Regions from separate parts of the Homo sapiens genome. Here region 2 is linked to region 1. A link is an interaction called in ENCODE POLR2A ChIA-PET data of the cell type or tissue named here. Cell type or tissue: Panc1. All regions are shown on one strand. Each heading gives the region's core, and the rest is flanking DNA. Links, peaks and the distances in the headings are about the cores only. Region 1 holds the start of LOC105378543 (a long non-coding RNA gene). Region 2 overlaps CTBP2 (C-terminal binding protein 2).

Evidence for each region. Peaks named below come from ENCODE experiments on the same cell type or tissue, not always from the same donor. Only the 100,000 strongest peaks of a DNase experiment are listed, where the experiment ranks them.
Region 2: POLR2A ChIA-PET joins it to region 1 with 25 read pairs; 3 of 35 experiments call an interaction of 5 or more read pairs at or near these places.

The regions. Positions count from the first base shown.
Region 1 is chr10:125,488,446-125,498,819 of GRCh38, forward strand. It overlaps LOC105378543 (a long non-coding RNA gene), which reads right to left and starts at 5,709. Exons shown (of 3, transcript XR_007062331.1): 1 at 5,395-5,709. It overlaps LOC124902521 (a long non-coding RNA gene), which reads left to right and starts at 5,702. Exons shown (of 2, transcript XR_007062332.1): 1 at 5,702-5,830; 2 at 6,344-6,953. In Panc1, for the core only: no CTCF peak of the experiment used is centred there; no DNase peak of the experiment used is centred there; H3K27me3 peaks cover 3,818 bases.
Region 2 is chr10:125,080,108-125,090,481 of GRCh38, forward strand. The region is part of intron 2 of CTBP2 (C-terminal binding protein 2); the gene reads right to left. Among named protein-coding and RNA genes, the nearest start is that of MIR4296, 52 kb to the left of the region's middle. RefSeq lists enhancers at 1,444-2,272, 2,273-3,100, 4,757-5,584, 7,241-8,067. In Panc1, for the core only: no CTCF peak of the experiment used is centred there; DNase peaks (open chromatin) are centred at 3,594, 4,284 and 4,914; H3K4me3 peaks cover 2,305 bases; H3K27ac peaks cover 2,209 bases.

The sequences.
Region 1 (10,374 bases), core at 753-8,752:
AAAATAAGCACGTGCAAATGGAGAATCAAGAGCTTGGGGAAAAAAACTTGCCCTCACTAATATTAAAATATATTGGAAGTTTCAGCATTTTAAAAAGTGCCATACTGACTCAGGAATAGGGAGAAATGCCAGTAGGTCAGAATACACTGTTCAGAAAAAGACTCAAGTATATATAGAAATTTAATGTACGATAACAATGGCATTTTAAATCAATGGGTAAAAGATGGATAACTAAGATGGTTAGCCGTTGGGAAAACATGAAGTTAGATCCCTATCACACTGTTTACACTGAAATAGATTGTAGATGCTTCAAAGATTTAAATGTAACAATCTAAAACTACGAAAGCACTAGAAGAAGACATGAGTGACTTATGCAATGTTGGCATAGGGAAGGCTTTTCTGATATAGTGAGAAAGCTAAAAATCACATAAAACTAGATAATGAGGCTCCCTAGAAATGAAAGATGTTTGCACAATAAAAAAAATGATAAACAAAGTCACAAGATAAAGAATAAGCTGGGGAAAATATTTGTCACACATATAGGATAAAAATTCATGTCCTTTGTAAAAACGAAGAAGATGTGAAAAATCTCAAGATCAACTTGAATAGGAAGTGACAGAAGGGGCGGTAGGTAAAATTCTTCTAGATTGCCACTGGGCAATGCTTTTTCACATATCAAACGTGCACACTCCAGCCTAGACAGTCCAGTTCTAGAAACCTACTCTCTAGAAATATTCACAAAAAGTGTAATATTGGTTACAATTTTTAAAATCTGAAAAAATCCAAATGTACATTAATAGGATATTGGTTAACTAAATTGTGGTATGTACATACAATGGAATACTCTGCAACTACTAAAAACAAAAAAAGTAAATCTATGTGTGTGGACATGGAATTGTTTAAGATAATTACTTAAGTGGAAAAACATTACGAAGCGACATGATCGCATTTTTGTAAAATAATTGGAATATGTATATTTGTAGAAATTCAGAAAAGGACCTTGAAAGATTATACATCAAATATATATCAATCTGTTATAAGGATGATTTCTGAGAAGTGGAAAAAGAAAGTGGAATTATGAGAGGTATCTCTATTTTATATCTTACGTTCATATCTAGTTCGAATGTTTTTACAGTTTGCATTACACCATCAAGAAAAATAACAATTAAAGTTCAGAAATAACAATTGTTAAGGTTATTTTCTCACTTCCATATTCATCATTATTAGCAAAATAAAATTTTCCAGCATAAAAAAAGGCAACCAACTTGACTGATGCACCAGCTGAACGAGTTCAGGATCATGGGCAATCTCCCTCTTCAGTCCAAGTGTGAGTTCATTCAGAAAGGACTTCCAAACACGGGATTTAGAGAAAAGCCCCAGGGAAAACCATCGCAAACTCCCCCACAACTTTCTTCCTAGCCCTTCACTCTTCTAACAGGCTGAGGGTGGCCTTAGCCAGGAACAATGAGTGGCGAATAAGTGGCTTTGGACAGGAAGTTGCCACTCCAATAGGAAACTTGGCAGCCAAACTGAAGCGATGGAAGCTTTGTGAAGTGAAGAAAGCCCACCAGCTGTGGAACAATATGGGCTGCTGTGGTGTAGTGAAAAAGCACTGGATTTGGGATCATAAAATTGGGGTCGGGGATCCATCCCCCTTGATGATTGAATTTGAAACTCAGATAAGGGCTTTGAGCCTCACTTTCCTCCTCTGAAAAGTGGATTCGTGGTATCTATCTCACAGGGCTATGGTGAAGATTCAATGTAAATATGTATACGGAATGCTTTGTAAATAGTAAGACAGCGTACACGTGCAAGTGGTCACTCTACCACTTGTGGCGTGTGTTAGCTAGTAGAAGCCAGTGGTGGGACCATCAATTTCAGCTCTTGATGACCATGCACATCCACAGGGCTAGGGTTGCCAGAAAGAATACAAGACCCCTAGTGAAATTTGAATTTTAAATAAGTAATGATTTTTTTTTAGTATGTCCCATGCTAACTGAGCATAGCCAGCATTTAGTTTTAACTATTTCTTATTGTTCTCTCCTCATTTCAAATAAATTAGATGCATCTTCTCCACTATTTTGAAAGCCCCAGGGGAGTACAGATCATAGCGTATATATCTTGGATGCTCCAGATGCCTGAACACTGTCATGCACAGAACAAGTGCTAAATAAACAGTAACTAGAGCAATGCGTTCGTCATTAGCACTAATACCTTCAGAGTTTGAATACACATCCTAATATCCACGGGTCCCTCTCTCTCATCTGACTACTGCACACATGTGAATCTGCTGGTGCTCAGGAGTTCAGGTACTGGCCTTAAGTGGGGAAGTTAAGGAAAGAAAGTCTCCAAGACCTAGCATGATGCAGACCTGCTTGCTCCTACACCAACACAGTAAGTCTGGGATGTGACTGAATCTCCCAGAACTTGTCTTAAAATATTAAAATCCCTCCTATACTTTGAGTCCTGCTTTATGGTTGTGATTCGCTATGAGATAAATAGAAATTTTTAGACTTCATTTATGTAAAAAGAAGAAAGAGAATTTATGCCTTTAAAACACAGAAAGGAACTCAAGTTTGGCTGGGTTTGGGGCTACTGGATTTTGAAAAGAAGGCAGCATTTCCTAAACACTGGTCCCTGTCATTCTTTCTTACTTGGCTCTTTCTTGCTAAACTTTTCAATGAGGACTTGGAGCTGCCGTGAATGTCCCTGGGTTAAAAGAACATATTAAATCAGTATTTGGTAAGAAGGGAGGTAAAATCCCCAAAATATAGGAGTAACTCTACCCATGGACAAGATGACAATCTAGATGCACTATACGTAATCAATGGCGTGTTTTTTGGGGGAAAGATACAAAGCTTTTTCTGGAATTCTTTGATAAAATACACACTTGAACCACAAAAAAGGAAATGTGACAAGGAAATACTTTGCATATTGAGTTGTGGCCATGGTTATGGAGGAGTGTACACCATTTCCAATTAAACAAAGAAATAGGCAGCAGAAAACACTTTAAAAAGGAAAACCACGGAGTCTCTTTCAAAGAAGAGTGGAATTTTCACTCTACCTTATTCATTAAAGTTAGAAACTGCCATCCCTTTAATGAGCAGCCTGAGGGTGGAGAAATTGTCTTGAATAGCTATATTCCAGGGAGCACTTGGCATCATCACTGAAACATAGTGTGGGATTGCAATTGTGTGGGGTTTTTTTTCCCAGTGAATAGGAAGCGATCAAAGATAACATTGCCTGAGAAAGAATTAAAATAGTGTAACATTGCATCAAGTTATAGCCAATGCCAATCATTATATGGATGAATGAACAAGATCCTTTAAATAATGGTATAGACGTGCTGTGGCATTCAAAATATAATGACCAACTTCGGGGGGGTTCAAATAAAAACGCAAAAGCATGTGCCCACTCATCTGGCCAAAACAGTGAAGTATAAGCACGTCTCTTTAAATAGATCTGCAAGCCATATCCTTCATTTACATCATCTATAAAACACTGGACTATAGGAAGTAAATTAATTCACAAAGACTGCCACAGAAATTTTATATTAGCAAGGCGAAATGCTATCTATGACGAGACTAGGAAAATTAGAGGCACAATCAGAAAAAATAAAGTAAAAGGGATTTATATAATTACAGTGTGATCACCTTTCCCTCTGTGAAAGGACAGGAAAGGAAAGCACAATGCAGGAATTGAATTCATCATTGTGTGGATGAGAGCTCCTGGCATATAATGCTAGACAGAGCTATTTACTGGAAAAAGTGTTGCTTTATTTACATGCTAAACAGCATCACCTTCTAGCTTCAGAAGACTGACAAATAACAGCATAGCAAGGAAGAGAAAGAAAAGGCAATCTTCCCTACTCCAGACAGAATTGGAACAGGATGGACACATATTGTCACCAATCCAAACATCTTGACCCCATCGCTAGAAAATGGAATCCCCAGCTTCTCCAAACATCTCCAAAGAGATCATCTTTGCTTTTTTGGTTACAAGAATGATAACAAGGAAACTCGACTCTGCATCCAATAGGAGGGATGAGAGCAGGGAAAAGAAAATCAGCACACTACTTAGTCTAGGAAATCTCCACAGCACAACTCTTTCAAAAGATGGAAAAAATAAAATTTAATCTGTGACAGAGGATACAGAAATGAGTCCAAATGCACCTCCTTGTGCCCTTAACCAAAATAATAATAATAATAATAATAATAATAATTCGATCTAATGAACAAAGAAAGACTGGCTGATGAATGAAGTGAATTGTTTTAATGCAGTAAACAGGAGGTCTGAATAAAGAGATCAAAGGAGGCCAGAGTGCAATGCACCCACAAGTGCAATTGCTCCCCAGGGAGTGACAAGAATAAAATTGCAAGATTTTGCTCCAAGTTACAGCCAGTGGTTCTAATCTAGTTGTCTATGCTAATCAAGGCACAGCCTTTGAGCTTCCTCCAAAAAGATTTCACTTTTTGATTTAGAAAATAATGCTTGAACTTGCAGTTGGTATTTATAAATTCTGACAGATACCAGGAGGGGACATGAAAGCACTGTGTGGGAAAACAAATAAAATACCCAGGATATCATTCTAGCCTTTCCTATTCTTAGTTATGAAAGCTTTGGCAAATAATTTTATCTCTGGGCAACTACTTCTAAATTTTATGCATTTACCTTGTCCTAAATATTTGTATTTAACAATAATTATAACACCAACAAATATTTTTCTTAAACACAAACAAAAAAACTAGACAGAAGATTTACATAACAACCTGTATTGACAGAATATCCATAGTTTTCATTTCTCATTAGATGTTTATTGAGTGAGATGAAGGCTTTAAGATTATCTGGGTAACATTTACTTATATTACTTAAAATTTGTTAATGAGACTATAAATAGTTGCTTGGACAGAAATGAAAAATACATGTTTGCATGACTCAGTTTGAATTTTGGTTGAGATGAATTTTGGTTGAGGGACAGGGATGGTGAAAAGCTCACAGGGAAGCACACTGGAAAGTGTGGTGATGCGAATGCCAGGTAAGGAAAGAGGGAGCTGGTTCACTGCCTAGAATCGGCCATGTTTCCTTTGCAGATTCCAGCATATTGAGGGCTCAGTTAGCAGCTCTGCAGAGGGTGGACATTCACCAAGGATGTGCCCCAGGAGGAAATAAGCCCCACCCACCCCACCTGGCAGCTGACCCGGGCTGCATGTATGCCAGCGAGCATAGGCATTACCCAGTAGCCATTATGCTATTATCTGGCTGCCATTGCCTTTTAGTAATTACCCAGCAGCCATTGCCCTGCAACCATTACCCAGCAATCATTGCCCTGCAGCCATTGCCCTGAAGCTATTACCCAGTGGCTATTACTCAGCTGCCATCCCCTGGCACCATTACCTGCTGTCATTATCCATCAGCCATTTTGTGTGGGTCTCCAGCGACCCAACGTGGAGCTGCTGCCACTGTGCCCAAGTTGCACTGTTGCAGGAGAAGCTGGCCGCAGTCTCCCTTCCTGACCCAGAAATCCTTTATGGCCATAAGGCCCAGCACAGGGGCCTGGGCCATGCTCCTGGAGGGAGCCAGGTCATTTGCAGGAGGGATCCTTGACTTGGGGAATGACAGGAGGCAAACAGGAAGTGTCCTTTCATGGTGGGTGAAGGATGAAGCTGATAAAAGCCTGACCACCTGGGCAGTTATCCAAGGCCCAATCTGGAAGAAGCCTAAGGGAATTCTGGAATCCCTGTGGAGTTCTAAAGGGATTCAGAGACTGTTTTATTTACCACAATACATCTCACTTCTGGGGCTGGACAACTACTTTGCGACACTGGTTTGAGTAAGACAAACTGCCTAGGAGGATGGGTTAACTATAAGATTCTGCTTTGCCCAAGTAGATGTGCCCTGGGCTTTCCAACCCCCATCTGTCTGCTGGCCCACCTCTACTCTTCCTCCCTGCTCAAACATCATCTCTCATCACCCCCACCACCCCACCCCACCTCACAGTGCTGTCTTACCTATAATGCAAGCCAAAACCTTTATGAAATTGTGCTCTGTGGTGGAGGAAGAGGACTTGGAAGAGTGTGTCACTCAATTGTACCCCAGCCCAGAGCTCTATCACTCTCATGTAGGTAGGACCAGGACCAGGGATTGGTCACCCTGGTATCAAAGGTGTCCACCTCTGAGGCTTGGAGTGAAGCACGGTCCCAGAGCAGCAGGAGACCTCATCCACACAGCAGCTGGAAAGGAAGGGGAGGGACATGGCACATATCACACGGTTTTTCTGACTCTGGGGGGGGTAGAATTAGAGGAATCTGCTTTGTGACTGTCATTGTGGTTATTTTCTGCCCAGGCTGTGTGGCCTGGGAAACGTGGATAACTGAAGCTGCCCTGGCACGGCAGAGCTTGGACGTTTGACAGACAATCACTGGCAAAGAGACCGTGGGCTTTGGGAGCACATGTTGTAAACAGACCCCTGTTTGTGAAAGTGCTTGTGGAAGGTCTTACATTCGGCTTCCTGCGTACAATGAGTGACTTAGGCTTCAGAACCCTGGACCAATCCAAGGCATCATACATTCCCAAAGGCTCAGTAGGTCTCTCCTTTTCACTGGATTCATCAGTGGCTTGCTGAGTTTTGTTCTGGCTAAAGTGTTCACATAAATGAGGTCACCAGGCATGTTCTGAAGCGGTGGAAAGACTCCTGTGAAGAAATCAACAGAAACTGGATTTGTTCCTGTTAATGAAATTTCAAAATCTACGCCAGATCTACGTACAAATCATGGACTTGAACTATGTCCTAGAACAGCATAAAAAGAGGAAAGGTTTTAGGTAGAAATATAGCACTTCCATGCTGGATATAGAATTTCATATCGGAAGCCTTAAAGTTACAAGCTTATCACAATATTTTCAGTGTTGAATGATTATGTGAATAAAATGGTGAATTTATTGTTTCGTTTCTGAAAGAAACTATTTTACATCATTTATACACTTTAGGTAAGGTCAATTTTGTGTGTGTGTTTTATGTCTTTGGGAGAAGGCATTTCTAATGAAAACGAAATTCACAAGGAGAACTCCATAAGCCCAGGTTCCAAGAAGCCCAGCCTATGCGCTACAGCTTTAAAACAGCATGCTTGACGGTGTTTTTCAGGTTTGATTACATCCTGTGATCTGCATTGTTGATCTTCAAACAGACAGAAAAAGTGGAGAGGCATGTTGGAATTTCAGCATAAACTCCATAGTGTAGTGAAGAAAGACTGTTATTATACAGACTTATTTTTTTCATAATGCAAATTATGGAAGTTAAAGTTTGAGAAAATCCTTTTGGCTAGTGGGGATATTTGCAAAGGTCAGAGAGGAGCAGTATGAGCTAATTAAAAGAAAAAAATAAAGATTGAGAAGCTCTCTAAATATTAGATATTTTATCTACTAAAAAAGGAACTTAGGTAAAGAAAATAATCATATAAAAGAATAAAATATGATACAAACTGATGGAAACTTAACTCATATCTGACATAAAAACTCCTCACCAACATTGTGTTAGAAAACTTCTGATAGACTGTGGTACCCAAGATTTCCAAAATTAAGGCACTAAGATAATGAAATTCACCTTTTCATCCCTATTTTTAGACCAAAATAAACTTAAATTTAAATTTGAAAGCAGACAGGTATTCAGAACCTTAAGACTGTGATTTTATTCTGAATAATTGCCTTTTATTTTCAATGCCTATTGTGTCTTTACTGTACCTCATGTCACAATTTAATCTCTCTTTAAACTTAATTTAATGCCTAATTTAATCTCAATATGACTGCTAATAATTAAGAGACCTCATGTTGTGTAGCTTAATGTTTGGTTGTGTTGGTCATGTATACATGTCATGTGCGATATTGTTTCATACCATGCAATTTAATGAACAGCATCACTTGATATGTTTATTTCTGAAGAACAAGAAACCAAGCCACCATCTTTTGAGAGTCAAAACATAGGTTTTCATGGTAATGTTATGAACAGCAAGATTTTATATGTACAGAGGTCTACTTTTAGTATCTGTACAATACATGTACAACTGTACAAATCTCTAGATCATGTGTACCTTACATGTACAAATCTGAATATTATATGCATGAATCCGAAATGGTCATTTTGTAATTACAAGTTACTTACTTGGATTAATAATTTTTGTCAGTAGTTTTCAGCCCTCTTCCCCTTTTTATTGTTGGCTAAATCTTTCAGAGTAATTCTTCTTGGGAGCCCTATTTGCAAAACAGATCAGGATGGCTCTGCTATGAGCCAAGTGTTTGTGCGGCCAGAGATGGAGGTGCAGGGACTGCAGGTGGCCTTCTAGGTTCACTCTCAATGGCCTTTAAGCCCTTTCATGCAGCCCCTAGTATTTCTGGAGCACAAGGTGGAAACTGTTGGCCAATGTAATGTCCTACATGCGTAGAGGGCTTCCATATATATTACAGCATTTCATTCTTCACAACATTGTCCAGTGTCGCTCCATTTTACAGATGAGAAAACATGTGTCCATTTTCCCACAGCCATGTGGGATCAGTGATTAGATATAAGACTTAAACCCAGGCCTTCTGACGACTGTTTTTCCCTTTATTTCATAGTCTATGCCAATAGAAAATATGCTCAGAGAGTCTCCGAAGGAGCTTGAGTAGAGAGATAGGATTTTGGTAAAGCATGAGTGTTTCTTAATGTTGTCCTACTTTAGGAGACATGACTGATGGTATCACGTCATGTGGGTCATGTTCCTGTGCTTTGCCCAGATTACCAACTGCAGAGTGTTTTGAGATGTGTGTAAGCCCCGGCCTGCCAGCTGTAAACCTAACCCTTTCTCTCCCACTTGAGTAAGCGTATTGCAGTACAGAGTATGAAGGAGATGTTATTATCTTAATCTATTTTTGTTTATGAACAGTTTACAAATTTCAGGACTTTAATTATTAGTGGAAACAATTGCTTTTCATCATCCTAGTCGAGAGGCTTTCTGTATAAAGAAGTAGAATTGGTGATCAGCATCTTGTGAAATAATATTAGAATCAAAAATTACCTTGGCAGAAGAAGAGAAGACCCAACAGGAGCCAATGAAAAAAGGGAAGTTAAGAAAGAAAGACAGGCCAGGCATGGTGGCTCATGCCTGTAATCCCAGCACTTTGGGAGACCAAAGCGGGTGGATCACTTGAGGTCAAGAGTTTCAGACTCTTGGCAAAACGCTGTCTCTATTAAAAATGCCAAAAATTAGCAAGGCGTGGTGGTGCATGCCTGTAATCCCAGCTACTTGGGAGGCTGAGGCATGAGAATCGCTTGAACCTGGGAGGTGAAGGTTGCAGTAAGCCGAGATCTCGCCACTGTACTCAGGCTGGGCAACAGAATGAGGCCCTATCTCAAAAAACGGAAGGAAGGAAGGAAGGGAGGCAGGGAGGGAGGGATGGAAGAGAGAAAGAAGGAAAGAAGCAAGCAAGCAAGCAAGGAAGCAAGCAAGACTGCCTGAATATAAGATGAGAAGTGTTTGAAAGAAAGAAAAGAAGAAAGACTGCCTGGATATAAGATGAGAAGGGTTTGACATAACTGGAATTAACACAGCAACCAGAATCATAGCGTTTCACACCAGTTAGTGATTTAGCACTTAATTTTGCACGTGGCAAATACGTTCAATTGAGCATTCATTCAATGTTCACCAAATGAATTTTCCCAGTTCTACCCTCCTTTCCTTCTGAGTATTTAGAAGGATCCTGGAGTGGAGGAAAAAGGAGCCACAGCTTAAGACCTTTGAGAAGAAAGTAGAAAGGGAATGTTATGTCTGTGGAAAAGAAAACGGAGGTTTCAGTTGTACCATTTTGAGGAGAAAAATGACTAATGATGGGTTTGAAATCATCCTTTCTCAGTCTTTTAAAGGGTAAGACAAGGCATTTACATGAGATGCACAAGAGAATTTTCTGATGTTGAGAGTGGCAAACAAACTAAGATAAAAGAGCAAGTGAAGCTAAGAAGAGAAAATTCTCATGTGTCTAAACAATTGAAGTGTGTTCTCGAAGGTAAGGGTGTGGACCAATAATCCCCATTGGAACTCACAGAAGGTTTTGACTCCTATGACCATCACAATACAAGATAAGTTTTTTTTCCTTTTTCTTTTCTTCCAACTTTTATTTTAGGTTCAGGGGATACCCGTACAGGTTCGTTACATGGGTACGTTGCATGCTGCAGGGGCTTGGTGTGTAGCTTATTTCATCACCCAGGGAATCAGCATAGTACCTGAGAGGTAGTTTTTCCTTCCTCTCCCTCCTCCCACCCTCCACCCTGAAGTAGGCCCTGGTGTCTTTGTTCCCTCTTTGTGTCCATGTGTACTCAGTGTTTAGCTCCCACTTGTAAGTGAGAACATG
Region 2 (10,374 bases), core at 1,115-9,114, 410 kb before region 1:
AATCATTTTAACAGAGTATAAATTTAACTACCATGAAGGCATTTTATACTCTGTTTAACTTCACTGAGGGGCCCATATTTTTTGGAGAAGATAAATCATGCTTCCATATAACTTGACTTAGGGGAACAGCAGTCAAAACTCACAAAGAGAAATACACCCAGTTTCCTTGGATTAGGGGTAAAAAAAAAACACACACCCACACCGTCAACCAAGACATCTGTCACCCGTACCTCTTACCAAGCAGTGGTAGCCACCAGTGCACCCAGCCCAGGGCAGGTGGGCTAAGTGAGGGGCTGGGCCATGAGAGTGCACTCTCCTCTGCCCCTGGTCACTGTCCTCTGGCCGTTCTGGAACAATGGGGATTGAGCGCTGTCGACCTGACAACACCCCTAGCATGGGAGGGCTGCCACCTGTGCCATCTTGGCTGTCATCATTGGAAACACAATCTCCTGTGGATCTTTTCTAAAAGGAGCTCCAGGCCCCACTGCCAAAGGGTCTCCAGACGCACATAAGAAATTTAAAAAGGGGGAAAAATAGTCACGCAAGAAATCCATGCATACAGCAGCTGAAGTCATCAATTATTTATTGAATGAGGGAACCTTAGCCATGGCCCATCTGGAAGGGCCAGACTTAGGTCTCAAGCTGTGCCCTGCAGGTCAACAGCAGGAGCTCTTCTGACCTGATAGGAGTCTCTGAACTCAACTCAGGGTCACAGGAGTGCACTTTTAACGTTCAGTGGAGGCAACTGCACATGCGTCACCTCCACAAATTAAGGGCACAGCGCTGCCTCCCACATCCCATACCCAGACCTGGTATGTTACGATGCACAAAATCATGTACAGGACTTAAAAAAAAAAAAAAGGAGATTGAGATAATAGCTTTACAGTGGAGAAAGACGGACTCGATCTTAGCCAAGTGATCAAAGTTAACCCCACCAATAATAAGATAAATTCACATGATGTGCCCTCCTAATCCGCTGTGCTGACAACAACAGTGGGTCCTGAGCATTCCCGCCCAAAGTGCCCAACTCCAATCAGGAAAAAACACAGGACAAACTGAACTGAGGGCCATTCTACAAAATGACTCATCTGCTCTCTTCAAAAACATCAATGTCATGGTACAAAGGAGGACAAGAAACGGTTCCAGATTAAAGATGACTAAAGAGACAAGGAAACCAGAGGCAACGCAGAATCCGAAGTTTCTTTTGCTATAAAGGATCTTATTGGGACTACTGGCAAAATCAGTAAGATCTGAATATTAGATATGATTATCAATGTTAATTTCCTGACCTTGATACTTGTCTTATGTGAAAGAATGGGCACTGTGTTTAGGAAAAATTAACTCCTCCATCCCTAAATACTTTAGCCTTATATATTTGCAAATATCTCAGAGGGATCTGAAGATTATATACTCTGTGCGTGTGTTTCTGTATATGAGAGAAACACAAGCAAATGTGGTAAAATGTCATTTGGAGAGGCTAGGTAAAGGGTAATTAGAAATTCTTTGTTCCATTCTTACAACTCTTCTGTAAGTCTGTAATTATGTCAAAAGAAAAAGTTAAAGGGAAAAAAAAAATAGACATGAATGGCCACAGTGATTGTGTTCAAGTTTTAGAATCAAGATTGACTGATATTTTCCCAGAGAACCCAAATTTTTGCAATGTGATTTCATTACTCTTTAAGGTAAACTACCAAAAATAAAGTAAGAGTCACAGCATGTCAGGGGCGCTTCAGATGGAAAGACAGGCGGGTCAGGCAGGGCAAGGTCCCAGGCCTCCTTCTGTCTCTGCTGTTGGCTGCTGCAGAGGAAGTGGCCACCGAGAACCCACCCTGTCTCTACCCAGGCTCAAGTATCCAAACCCCAGGCCAGCATGGTCAGCGCTGCCCAGGGGCAGGCTCTGTACCTGCTGCTGTGTGCCAGAGAATTCCACACGGCCACAGTACAGTCCAGAAACCAGCCAGAACCAGCCCGTGGGCAAGGGAACAGACCTGAAAGTCACAAAGCTTGGCGTGCCCTCCCTGATGGCCCAAGGTCAGGGCTGGCCACGCCGGAGCTGGGGGCTGCCCTCCTCCCCCCAGGCAGCCTGTCTCTGCAGGCCGGCTCCGGGACACACTGTCTTCAAAATCCCCATCCATGCTCCTTACAGCCAGTGGACAGCCTCGCCTTGGAGATGTGGCCAGATGGGCTGCCTCTTAAGTCCTCGTCCATGCTCCTTACAGCCAATGGGCAGATTCACCTTGGAGATGCTGCCCTTCTGGCCTCTCTCTGGAGAAGACAAAAAACTCAGTAACTTCCCCAAAAAGCTCCTGCTTTATGTACTGAACTTGTACTTCCCACTAAAATCAATTATTAATAAGATTTAATAGGCCTCTTGCCTCAGGTATCATTTCCAGCTAATTTTTACTCCCCCATGAGGAGAGTATGGTGGCTGCACAAGTCACGTTTGCACACTGTATCCATGATCATTCTGCCAGCTTTCCTCTTTTTTTTTTTTTTTTTTGAAACAGTCTTGCTCTGTCGCCCAGGCTAGAGTGAAGTGGCATGATCTCAGCTCACTGCAACCTCCGCCTCGTGGGATCAAGTGATTTTCGTGCCTTAGCCTCCTGAGTAGCTGCGACCACAGGTGCACGCCACCACACCTGGCTAACTTTTTGTATTTTTGGTAGAGACGGGGTTTCACCATGTTGGCCAGGGTGGTCTCGAATGCCAGACCTCAAATGATCCGCTCGCCTCGGCCTCCTGAAGTGCTGGGATTATAGGCGTGAGCCCCTGCACCCAGCCTTTCTGAGAATTTTCACAGGACATATGTCCAGCAGGCCTCGGCATTACCTTCTACTCCAGAAAATTCAGCTCAGAAGCCAATGCTCCAGGAGAGGGTTTCCCAGAGCACACCAAGCAAGATTTAAGTGCCCTCTCTCTCTGAGCCAGCACAGGGTCCATCTCTCTGGGGGGTTGGTCCCCACCAGACTGCAAGTACTGGGAGGGGATGGTTATCCCCTTGGCTCTGCAGCCAGCGGCTGCTGCAGAACACGTGTTGGACTAAATAAAGCTAGACTTAAATTCTGCCTTCACGTCGCAAGTTTACATCTGACACCAACAACGTAAGACCACCAGGGCCAGCACGCATTCTCAACATACTTTCCAAAGCTGGAAAAAAGCACAGCCAAGTCACTCAGAAAAGCCTCTCTTGATTTGGCTTCTGGATAAAAAAGAGTCTCCCTGTCGTGCCAGATGGGGTCAACTACTCGGTGAAAACAGAGGCCCATTCCACAGGCACCACTGCTGAGCCTCTGAGTTCCCAGGACAGGGCTGTCCGAGGACACAACACTGACAGCCATGTGCAGACCCCCGACCTGGGCGAGGATACCGCCCTCTGAGACTCAGTCGCCTGTCTACAAAAAAGGAAAAGATACCACATTACCGTGACCATCTAGTCTAATGAAAATGCCACCAGGATCAAAGACCATAACGCAAAGCCCTCTGTTTGCACCTTAGTCCGAACAAGCACCCAGGATACACTCGCTGTTGTTTGTTTGTTTGTTTTAAGGCAGGATCTCACTCTGCCTCCCAGGCTGGAGTGCAGTCTTGACCTCCTGGACTCCAGCCGTCCTGCCACGTCAGCTTCTCAAGTAGCTGTGACTGTAGGCACGCACCATCACACCCAGCTAAAGTTTTTTTTGTTTTGTTTTTTTGAGACGGAGTCTTGCTCTGTCATCCAGCTGGAGTGCAGTGGTGCGATCTGGGCTCACTGCAACCTCCGTTCCCTGGTTTAAGCATTTTTCCTGCCTCAGCTTCCCGAGTAGCTGGGATTAGAGGCATGCGCCACCACGCCCAGCTGATTTTTGTATTCTTTAGTAGATATGGGGTTTCACTATGTTGGCCAGGCTGGTCTAGAACTCCTAATCTCAAATGATCTGCCCGCCTTGGCCTCCCAAAGTGCTAGGATTACAGGTGTGAGCCACGGCGCCTGGCCCCAGCTACGTTTTTTGATTTTTTGTAGAGAAGAGAGCCCACTATGTTATTTTATTTTTTGTAGAGATGTTATGTATGTTGCCCATGCTGGTCTTGAACTTCTGAGCTCAAGCAATCCTCCTGCCTTGGCCTCCCAAAGTCGTGGGATTACAGGTGTGAGCCACTGTGAGCCCAGCCGGCTGCTGTTTAGAAGTGCATCACAAAGGATGCCTTGAGGGGCTTGGGGAACATCTCAGGGAAGAAGCTGCACGGAGAACGGTCCAGTCATCCTTCTATTTCGAGCCAACAGCAGCCCCGTGGAAGGAAAGGTGACTAAATGAGAAGGAATGTGACTCAGAGGGAGGCGCTCTGGAGGCCTCTGTGCCTACCCCAGGAGGGGCTGGCCTCTAGGTGGAGTCCCTACCAGTCCGGAGGCTCCCGCCCAAACCTTCCCCATCCTCTCTGGGAAGGGAGGGCGTGAGGAGGTGGTCCCCTGGAAGCCACCTCCCCAGCCCTGAGGTTCACACCACCTCAGTCTCAGGGGTCCGGGGGTGGCCCCAGTTAAAACATGGGTTTCCAGACCAGTGAAGCACTCAGAAGCACAGCCCTTCTCCTTGCCCGTTCTGTGTCCCCTGGCAGAGGGTGGGTCTGGTATCTGTGTAGCAGGTCCTGACCCCACCCAAGCAGCAGCAGTGTCCCAGCACCCCCGCCTTCCTGACCCACCGGCACTCTTTCCCACCAAGACGCCTTGAGATCCCCAAAACACGTCTCCACTGCTGCCCCAAGTCTGCCCCCAAAGGTTTGGCCTTCGCCACCTGTTACTGCCCAGGCTTGACACACAGCCATGAGTTCCGCCGTCGCCACGTCAGCAGATCTCTGCCAATGTGTGCCTGCCCTTGAACATTTCCCCCAGCTCTAGGCAAACAAAGCCCTCTCCTTAGCAACAGCTCACTGGGCAAAACCCAAAGATGACCCGACCTGGCGCACCTCCAGCACTCCAGGTCTTGGCTCATGACCATGGGACTGCGACAGAAATTACCTTCAACCCTCACGTCACCACCCATCACCCAAGCTGCGACACCAATACATCAGCAGGAGAAATGAGGCGGATTGCAAACAGCTGCCGAGTTCCAAGATAAAGAGTTTTATTTTGGTGGCTAAGGGGAAAAGTAGAGAAAAGCCGCCAACATTTTTACCAACAGCATAATTATATGAGAGAAAACTCCCTCCTTTAAGATTCCTACGCTGCCCTGACAGCAATTTAAGCAGCTGAGAAAAGATGGTGAAGACAAAGTCATTACGGCAGGATCCCGTCTCCTTCCTGTACACACGCCTGACTCTCTGTAATGACAATGAAAGAAAGCTCTGCGGGCATATGGCAGGGGAGCCACCTCCGTGTGCAACAGCAGTTGCATCAAGTCTTTAGTGCAGGATTTAGCTGTCTTAAAGATCCTATTAACCAGAGACAATTTCCATCCCAGGCTCCAGGCAGAGCTGGGAGCTTTCCTTCAGAAACGAGGGCGAAGAACCTCCAACAGTAAGTTTTCTGCGGGCGCTGGAACTTCCAGCCCAAAGCCTTCAGCAAATCACTCCATGGGGAAATCTAGTCCTGTCAGCTTTAAACTGGCCACCTTGCATTAACAGGGACTCTCGCAGCTGGGGTGTGGGTAATCTCAATGCACAGCTCTGCTACTATATGAGTTCACTCAAATGATCCCCTTGTTTCTGCTCTTATGCCTTCCAAGCCATTTTCCAGAGACACCCAGGAGGATTCTCACTGGAAACTGAAATGTGATCCTAGCCCAGTGTCTGGAAGCTCTCCAGCAACGCCCAGTGCCTTCGTGGTCAAGATCCGGGTCTGCCCTCACAGGGCCACAACCGCACTGGCTCCTGCCCTGGGTACAGCCCCTCGGCCTCCAGACCTTTCCCCAGATGCCCCATGGCTGGCCTCCTCCTGCCACGCCAATCTCAGCCTCCCCACAGAGAACCACTCCCTGTGTTCTCACCAAAGGGTCCCCTCAGTCCAAAGTATCTCTCTGGTCTTAATGTTTGTGTCCCCCTGCAAATTCCTATGCTGAAAGCCTCATCCCCAAGGTGGTGGTATTAGAGGGTGAGGCCTTTGAGTGGTAATTAGATGATGAGGGTGGAGCACTCATGAACGGGATTAGTGCCTGATGAAAGAGCTCTTTTGGCCAAGGCTCGGTGGCTAATGCCTGTAATCCTAGCACTTTGGGAGGCCGAGGTAAGTGGATCACCTGAGGTCAGGAGTTCGAGACCAGCCTGGCCAACACAGCGAAACCTCATCTCTACTAAAAATACAAAAATTTGTCGAGCGTGGTAAACTTTGATCCAGCAATCCCTGTAATCTCAGCTACCCGGGAGACTGAGGCAGGAGAAAATACAAAAATTTGCCAAGTGTGCTGGTAATCGGCTGTAATCCCAGCTACTTGGGAGGATGAGGCAGGAGAATCGCTTGAACCTGGGAGGTGGAGGTTGCGGTGAGCCGAGATCACACCACTGCACTCCAGCCTGGGCAATCGAGCAAAATTTTATTTAAAAAAAAAAAAAAAAAAAAAAAGGAAGATCTCATTTGACCCTTCCACATAGCGAGAGAGTACCGTCTCTGAACCAGAACTTGGGCCCTCATCAGACATCGAATCTGCTGGCATCTTGGTCTTGGATTTCCCAAGAATTGTGAGAATTAAATTTCTGTTGCTATGAGCCACCTGCTTATGGAATTTTGTTATAGTAGCCAAAGCAGACTAAGACAACATGCTCTCCACTTGACACTGAGAAAGCCAGGCCCTCAGGGAGGGGGCTCCGCCTCTAGAACACAAGTTCAGTGGGAGCGCGGCCACTGCACCTGCGGATCCTGAGGAACAGTCCACGACACACACGTGCGCCCACACACACGATCTCTGAATGGATGGATGACTGAGTCTGAAGAGATCATGAGCCAGCCCTGATTCTTCAGCCCTAACTTCAACCTTGAAAGGAAAATTTGGGCAATTTCTTTCTTTTTTTTTTTTTTTTTGAGACAGAGTCTCGTTCTGTCACCCAGGCTAGAGTGCAGTGGTGTGATCTCAGCTCCCTGCAACTTCCAACTCCTGGGTTCAAGCGAGTCTCCCGCCTCAGCCTCCCGAGTACCTGGGATTATAGCCTGCCACCATGCCCGGTTAATTTTTGTATTTTTAGTAGAGACGGGGTTTCGCCATGTTGCCCAGGCTGGTCTTGAACTCCTGACCTCAGGTGATTCGCCCACCTCCAGCTCCCAAAGTGCTGGGATTACAAGCATGAGCCACCGCGCCCAGCCAAGGGACATTACTTCTTAAGTACAGAAGCATCAGTGAAGGTCAGTGGCATGATGCGCTGGGCCGTCCTCCACAGGTTATTATAAAGAAGACATCCATGAGGACGAATGTCCACACCTGCCAGGAAACACTCCCCCAGTCCCCCTGAAGGGCAAAGGTCTGTCTTCCAAAGAGCCTGGGCCTGCTCCTTTTGTCATTCTACTGGCCCAACACCCACTCACATGTCTCTCATCCCCCCACTTAGTCCTCATTTTCTCGAGTCCTTCAGTTTGACCAACAATCAGACCCCACATCTAGGAGTGTGCTGAATAACTCAGCTTTGTTTAAGCACAAGAGGTCTCTGGGATGCTTCAACGCCGACTCCCACAGCATGCCACAACATGCCTTGTGGCCAGGCGGCCTGACTGCAGCTCACAGCATGTACATGCTCTCTCTCACTGGTGGACAGCTTATGTGGCTTTACAAATTTTCTTGATTTACAAGAACTGTGCTTCCTTGTCTCCCAACCCAGTTCTGCCCTCTGGAACCGGTTGCCTCCCCATTTCCTGGAACAATACTCCAAGGACAGGTGCTTCTTCTCTGGGCTCAGCAGCCTCGGGTGCCTGAGTTACTTTCCTGCACCGTCCATTCCCACCTCCTTCGGTGAGCTCTTCAAATGGTCAAGGCACAGCTCACATCCGGCCCTGGAATCTGACCCAGGACGCCAGCCCACAGAGAACTGTCCAGGATGCTTGAGAGCCTATGGAGCCACCAAGAGCTAAACTGAAAAGGGACAAAAGATCACAGGAGATCCTGTCAAGACAACTGTAACTGGTACGTACTGTGCGTCGGAGATACTGTACGATGTCATTCAAGAAGCTCACGGAACAGCACTGCAGTCGGCAGGAGTAACAACAGAACCAGGATAGTGGAAGGAAGTTGGCAAGGGGCGTGGACCGCTGTGGGGGATTCTAAAGAATGAAAAAGGGATGGGAGCGGGATGACCTGTGCAGTTAGTACAGATGATAACCATGACCCCAAATCAAGAGTTATAAACATACAAAGAATGTCTCTTTACCACTCAAACGATGACAGGAGGCATCAAGGCAGCCACTTCTAATACCCGCCATGCAAACTGAGGGTTTTCTTTGATGCTGCTGGTCATCACTCAATCAGCCTCAGAGCATGCCATTTATCAATCAATGCAATGGACAAGCTGAAATCACCCCGGATAACCTCAGGATTGATCACTATTGCTCATTACCTTCTGAACTGCAGGGAATGAGTCCACATCACCTGAAAATGTCTCTCTCCTGGAAATTACACAGTAAGTGTTTCCGTTGGCTAGAAATCAATAGCCCTACTCAACGCCTAACAATTGAGTTTTGTTAACGGGCATACAAAAAGAGGGCGAAGATCACACCCTTCATACTTCCCACTTCTCACCACTGTGTAAACCCACCTGCCTTCAAGAACTGCACCAAATTCGGAGACCTAGTTGGGAGATGAATGCCCCAGAGCTCTCTGTCCTCCCAAAGAGAGTTTCATTATCAGTTCTTCCAAGCCAAAGATCAAGATGAGATAAATACCAAACAGAACCATTTCACTTTCTTCATGCATCACGTGTGTCTTTTACTCTAGCTGGGATTCACAAATTCGGTTGCGAAGATATAAAATCAGTATCAGAGACACAAAAGCCATGTTCTAATTTCTTTAATAGGGTAAGAATAACATCTCTCACAAGTATATTTGTCACTTATGCCTCAAAACAAGCTGCGACCTACATAGTATTTCAGAGCCGTATGACATGCTGCAAACATTTTTTTACTTTAAAAGACGTGCTCTCGACAATAAATTTTAGGCGAGAATAAAAGTTGCTTTTTTCATAAGTGTAAAGGAAAACAAACATTACCAATGGGATTTTGTTTTTCAACATCTGGAGATTCTAAAGTACCAGAGGTTGACACAAAAACTTTAAATCAAAGTAATGAAAATGCCTGACAGAATCAGTGAAATTATTTTGTGAAAGAGCCGACCAAACTGGATGACAGTTGAACTTCCGAAGTCACGGTGTGGCTCAGGGGGAGCACAGGTGTCTAGGGGAGGGGTCAACCTGGAGCTATTAAAGGACCCTTTTGTCAACCTAGAGCCTCCAAGAACAGTTTCTGGCCACTGTTTGGGCTGTTTCTCTTTCTGAGTCTACACATTTGCAAAGTGTGCAGATCAGGCAGGCACAGCTCAAAGTGGCTGAACACACCCAGAAGGACCAGCCAGAGAATGTAAGATGTGCAGGCGAGAGCAGCTGGGGAGAAAAGGATGCTTCCAGGAGGCGGAAGCTGGGCAGCTTCCAGGACTGAACTACACATGCATTTCCTGCAGAGTCCTAGCTCAATCCTTGACACACAGCAGGGACTTAATAAATGTCTGCTCCATAGCATACACTACTAGTATTTGCCATCCAGCTGACCAAGGGAATGGCCTAATGGGTGGGACCATGTCACAGGAGGGTTCTCATCTTGGCCTCTGTTGGCTCAGTTTCATATGCCCCTCCCCTGGAAGTCTGCACACTGATGTTGTCCTTGGGAACACTTCCGACTAGGCTGCACCCTTCGTGTTTGCTCCACTGGTGGGAACCTGGGGGCCAAGGGGCCCCAGCAGTCAGCACCAATGCAATAGTCCTTGAAGATCACGGCCAAAGCTATACTTGCTCTGGACAGGTAACTCCCCCTTTCATGGGCAGGGGTGGTAAAAGGAGCAAGCAGAAGCAAAAAGGAATTTTCCTCTAAAAACAGAATTGCTGAAAGGCACTTAATAGAGGGATAGGGGCCAGACACGGTGGCTCACACCTATAATCCCAGTACTTTAATAGGAAGAGGCTGCGGTGAGCCGAGATCATGCCACTGTACTACAGTCTGGGCGACAGAGAGTCCCTGGCTCAAAAAAAAAAAAAAAAAGGTTGGGGGGATGGGATTTGGCTGAAACATGAAACAGTGAAATGCAAAGAATGTATCATAACTGAATATGTATCATAAACTGAATTACAGACTTAAGATATTTTATGTTTATAAATGATTTCATAGAAAAAATATGGAATAATAATGGTTATTTAAAAAAAAAAAAAAAAGCTGAGGAG